Regions from separate parts of the Mus musculus genome. Here region 2 is linked to region 1. Evidence: chromatin contacts called from ENCODE Hi-C or POLR2A ChIA-PET data. All regions are on one chromosome and are shown on one strand. The core of a region is the stretch at or near the end of the contact, and the rest is flanking DNA. Distances in the headings are between cores, read along the strand shown.

What was found. A loop is a pair of places that touch in the nucleus more often than their neighbours do. ChIA-PET counts read pairs that join two places held with the same protein, here RNA polymerase II (POLR2A).
Region 2: a loop to region 1 is called in a map of regulatory T cell, with 2.1 times the contacts of the local background. The contact joins the promoter of Tnrc6c here to the enhancer-like site in region 1. A Hi-C loop is called at or near these places in 1 of 37 maps with a recorded cell type or tissue (regulatory T cell). POLR2A ChIA-PET finds 5 or more read pairs at or near these places in 1 of 5 experiments (Patski).

The regions. Positions count from the first base shown.
Region 1 is chr11:117,080,454-117,083,250 of GRCm38, reverse strand. No RefSeq gene overlaps it. Among named protein-coding and RNA genes, the nearest start is that of Mir6516, 4.5 kb to the right of the region's middle. Within about 2 kb of position 1,425, at least 3 of the 3 ENCODE cell types and tissues checked have a DNase peak (open chromatin) inside an H3K27ac peak, as active enhancers do.
Region 2 is chr11:117,652,922-117,655,718 of GRCm38, reverse strand. It overlaps Tnrc6c (trinucleotide repeat containing 6C), which reads right to left and starts at 1,430. Exons shown (of 22, transcript NM_198022.2): 1 at 1,033-1,430.

The DNA.
Region 1 (2,797 bases), core at 176-2,675:
CTGTAAATCTAGATTTCAGAGTGAGGAGCCAAAGGCCCAGCTGCTACAATGTATCAAGACTGTGTCAAAATAAACAGTAAAACTAAGGGGGGAGGGTGGTGTAGCTCAGTGGGAGAATATCTGCCCTAGACGCAAACCTTAGCACAACGCACACGTGCATGGATATACACACACACACACACACACACACACACACACACACACACACACACACGCACACACACTCTGAGTCTCGAGCACACATGCGCAGTAGGCTTCTAGATAAAGTGAATGGTCAAGGGCTTTATGTGGACTGTCTTTCCCTGTCTGTGTGTTCTACTTTCCCGTCCCTCAGGTAAAGACTGGGGGGGTCCTCTCAGTGGGCACATGCAGCAGGGTTAGAAGAAAGGCTTCTCATGTAAGCTGCATCAGGAGAGGCGAGCTTCCCAATCCCCTCCAAAGAAGAAAGCACGAAGCTAACTAAAGCCTCCCGCTTGCCAGTCCAGGCTGTTGGCCCCAGGAGACTTGCCCAGCACCCCAAAGCCTCGCTGCCCTCCTCTCTGCAAGAGGCTCCACTTACTCTCTGACCTTAGGTTTTGCTAAAGGTCACGTCTCTGGCATTTCCTGGCTCTCTTACCTAGGACGGAAAACAACAGGAGCCTGACTGCTCTCCTTCCCCACACCTTCTCTGATGCATTTCCTGCTTTCCCTGAGGGATGGGAAGTTCCCAGAGGGCTCTGTAGCCGGATATGGCCAGCAGTTAGCACCCAATTACACTTCACTGGGGTCCATCAGAAAGCTCAACTAAATGAGTTTGATCCACCAGAAAGGCGTTAACCAGGTTCAGAGAACCACACTTCTGGAACACCCGGCTTTTCCTTTCCATTCGACCTTGGCTTTCAAGGGCATGGCAACCATTGATCTAACATCGCTGGCTCTGTCTTATCTGTACTTTTCAGCATTAAGTTGAGCTGTTCTTGTCTTGGATGCTTAAAACCCAGCGGTTCTCAACCTGCGACTCTTTAATACAGTTCCTTACGCTGTGTGATCCCCATCCATAAAATGATCCTTTGTTGCTACCTCATAACTGTAATTTTGCTATTATGAATCATTATAATTTTTGGAGACACAGGTTTGCCAAAAGGGTTGCAACACACAGGTTGAGAACTGATGTGAACCCTTGCAGCTGGGGGAACCCACCCACAGATTAGTAGAACAGCATCCTGAGGAGTGTCTGCATGGAGAGGCACATTAGAACATGCCCTTGCCCCCAACTGCACAAGCCCAGAATGGGGTCAGCTGCTCCAGGATGTGAGCGTTTCCTAGAGACGGAGCACAACTGGGACCAACTGACGGATTCCTAAGCAAGTGCCCCACCCTGCCGCTGCACCTCCCGCATAGCTTTCTGATGAAAGAAGTCTTGGCTTCAAACACAAATGGATTCTACCCTTTGTAGTACTGGCTGTTACAAGAGCGCCTGGTGTGGAACTGCGCCCTCTAGTGGACAGAAAGAGAAGCAAAATTCCACAAGCGCTTTAGCATTTTAAGGGCTTCTTTCTGCGTGTCTCAGAGTTATTTTTCCTCAAGTGCTGTCCACTTTGCTTTTGAGACATGTTCTCTGACTGGCCTGGGGGTTACTATGTAGGTTAGACCAGGGGCCAGTGGGCCCTAGGATCTGCCTGTTTCTGTGACTCCTAGGTTGGTATTAAACACGTGCCACCATGTCCAGATTAGTTTTACTGGGTTCTGGGAATCAGAGTCCTTGGTTTGTCCTTGCTTCTCGAGGCAAGCACTCTACCAACTGAGCTATCTCTCAGGCTCTAAGGCTTTCTTGACCACTAATTTCATGGGGCTGTTCTAATTCTTATGTAATCCAGGGTGGCAGCGGGCCAAGCCAGCCCAGGACTTGCCAGAGGCTACATCTTAAGCATGCCTGTGGGGTCAACTAGTCAGCGCCTATCATGTGTAGGCAGCCACAGGGCCAGGGGATCTGTGGAGTAGATAGAAGGGTGCAGGGCTTGGCTGGGAACTCTTGCAGCCACATGCAATACTCTGGGCTTCAGTAGCAGCTGTAGGTCCTCGAGTTCCAAAGGCGGCCAGCGAGCCAGAAGGCTACTGCTGAGCAGTCAATAAAGATGCCGGCAGAGGAAGAAGCCACCTAGCTGGGGGTGGCATTTCAGAGGGAAGAGGACGGATGTAGAGGCCACCCTGCCCTGGGCAAACATCTGCCTCAGAAGTCCCAGCACACACTCAGCATGGTGGTGACACCTGTACCAGCCATGAGCATGAATTTGAGGCTAGCTTGTACGACAGAGTGGGATACTGTCTTAAAATCCCACTGGGATCACACGGAGGCACATGCCTGTAATCCCAGTTCTTGTGGGAAGGGTTGCGGGGAGTTTGAGTCTAGCCTGGGCTACACCGTAAGTTCTAAGTCATTCAGAATTGCATGTGAGACCCTGTCACAAGTCCCAGACCAAGCACTGAACTCCTGGACCCTCCAGCACCCTCCTTGGACTGACCGGAAGAACCGTGGGCTCCGAGTATCCCCACCAACCTCAGCTGCTTCCCGTCAGTTTTCTGCTGATAACCAGACACACGCTCAGAGGGGCCCAGGAGCTGTGTGCTCAGAAGACTTGTCAAACCAGGACTGCGCTGGTCCTCTGAGGACCTGTGAACAGAAGTCCCGGGCTGCTCAGACAAGCTGAGGGCAGATTGGAGCCACCATGAAGACACTGCGTTCTGTGGGCAGGAAAAACACCCCACACTGGATGAGTCAGGAACCTGCCACCACAGCAGTCTACTCCAGAAAGATCAC
Region 2 (2,797 bases), core at 181-2,680, 570 kb before region 1:
AATCCACCTCATTTCACAACTGTAGGGGGCCCTCGGGGTCGCCCATGGCTCACCAAACAACGCCACACTGCGGATCGGTGTATGCCACCCTTTGGGAACGCACGGTCTGCAGGGGACCATGCAAGGGGAGCGGGTATCATCCACCACTGCATTAGTTTTAAGAGAACGAGAGAGCGAGCGCGGGGGTTGGGGGGAACGGCTAAGTGTCCGACCCCTGGGTCCCCATCCCGATGTCGCACGCCCGGCCAGGAGCTCGCAGTCCGTGCCTCTCCTCCGCCCGTCAACCCCGGCCGGCGCCGCACGCGGGTAGCTCGGGGCCGCCGCGCTCCGGCTCGGCCGAACAAAGGGCCCGAAGACCTCCGGGCGCTGCGGCGGTGGCGCTCTCACCTGGGCTCCGTCCCCGGCGGCGGCTCCGCGGGGCTCCGGCGGCGCGGGCCTGGCGGTGGAGAGGTCGCTCTCGGCCGCCCGGGGCCCTCGGGGGCGCTCCGGCGGCGGGGGCCCGCTCAGTGCCGGCGCCGCAGGATCGAGTCCGGGCGCGGGCGGCGGGTGGGCGGCGGCACGTCCCGGCAGGTCCAGGTCCAGTGCCCGCGACGCCGCGACGCGCCCTGCTCCTAAGTCTCGGCGGGCCGCGGCTCGGACGCAGCCCGGGTCTGAGGCGGGGACGGCGATGGGCGGCTGGGCGCGGGGCCGCTCCGCTCCCTCCGCCTCAGGCTCCGGCTCGAGCGGGCCCGCGGCGGCGGCGGCGGGAGCGCGACGGCGCGAGGACCGCCTGTCACGGGGGCGGCCGGGGTGACCCGGCGGCTCTCAGGGCTGCACGGCGACGCGGACGGCGACGGCGGCTGCGGCTCCCGGGGCCGTCGCGCTGAGGTGCGGAGCTGCCACCGCGGCCATCTTGTTGCTCTAACTGACAAGAACCCCCCTCCCCCCGCTCCAGCCAGACGCGGCGCTCGCGCCCCCGGCCCCGCCCCGCGTGGGCCTCCAACAGGAAGTCGTACCGGCCCCCGGCACGTGACTCCCACCGCATCTGCATACCGGAGGGCGGAATGGCCAATCAGCGCCCTGATCCTGAGCTCCGCCTCCAGGCAGTGCTCCCGATCCCATTGGTTCGTCACGAAAAGACCACGCCTCCTCCTTCTCCCCTAATACCCGCCCGCGCTGTGGTCGTCCAGACCGCGCGTGGAGCGCGCGGGGGTGCGAGCTGCGCGTTCTTCACGCGCCTCGGACGCGCGCCTTTCCTCGGAGCTGACGCTCCTTCCCGGTCAATGCGGAGAGCCGTGCGGAATTCTCCCGTGGCCGCTTGCCTTCACGCTTTTGGGCACTGTGACTCCGCGTTAGCTTGCGCACCAAAGGGCCGCAGATTCAGTTCTGCGTAGCCGCCTCCGTTCTCCGGTTCTGCGCCCCGCCGTATCCCGGGTTTGCGCAGCGTTTTCGCCCGGCGGCGCTGGCCCTCTGCGCAGCGGCGCCCTGAACCTGGCGCACGCACTGGCGCGCCTCCGGCCCGTGCCGTGCACACGCCCTGTACCTCCCTACGGTGCACACTCGTACGTGCGCGGGACGCGGCCTAGAAGCTCGCTGCGCGCTCCTCGCGGCATCCTCTTGGCCCCCTCCTTCGCTCAGAGGCTCCCCGGGGATTGCTCTGACGCGAGCCAAACAATCCCGGCTGCAAAGCAGCCCCCTGGGGAGGCCTGCTTTCCCCGCAGCTACTCCACCCTACAGCGAACGCAACCTGCCCACCCCAAGCCCTGGGCTGAGACTACACACCCCGCATTTTCTTCCTGGCTCTGGGAAGCCCGCGGTGGTCCTCCATTCTTTGGCTCCTCCTTGGTATACATATACGTAATAATCTGGTGGGTAAGGTCCGAAGCACTGTGCGCTCCGTAGAGTCCCTTTCAAGTTTCTGTTCAAGCCACGGGAAGATTTTGAAAGCTCATATTTTTCTCCACAGAGGGTGATGGAAGGAGCCTAATTCCTCTCCACCACCACTCCCGACCCTGATGTTCTGGTAGATCCGCGATGCTTCTGAAAGTTGTCAGTGCTGTAAGAGGCCATTCCCTGTCTATGTGTTCCCGTCTGGAAGAAGAGACAACGCTCTAGTAGTACCTTCGAGATGCAGTTTTGCTGCCGCCAGTGTCATGTTTTGAAATGTTTGTGGAGAAAAGGGACACAACAGACTTGCTGCTCTCGTTTCCCTTCAGGGTCCCGTGAGCTCTGTACACTCCTTTCTTTCTATTATATTTTAAGCCTTCTGGTCGTCAGATTTACTTACTCTCCGAAGTCGGCTTCAAACGTCTGTTGTGTATTTTTCATCCTGCAAACCCATATCCCCTAGAAAGATCTGATGGCAGATGTGGCTCTCACAGAGACTTCTGCCTTTTCTATTCAGCATTTTATTGACTTCAGTTTAATTCTTGACTGCTGAGAACCTGTATCTTTTGTGTCTCAAAAGTCCAGATATTATCACATGATCCAGGAAGGAGCACAAATAGCATCCTGCAGTTACACAGCATGCACTAGGTAGATTGCTAAATCCATGAGGAGCCCAGAGTCTGGGTGCAAACAACACTGTAAAACTTCAGTTATTGGAATATTGAACCAAAATGACGTCATTTAGCATTTGTCCTTGCCATTCATTGACTTTGTGACCATGACCTCTCCTCTCTTCCAGCTTTCTTTGTGATCGTCCCCTCCCCTCGAGCTTACTTAGCCTGGCACAATAAGGATCTCTTCCTACCTTAGATATCCTAACACCACTAGAAAAGGTGGGCTATATCTTTTGGAATGAAAATTAGACTCATAG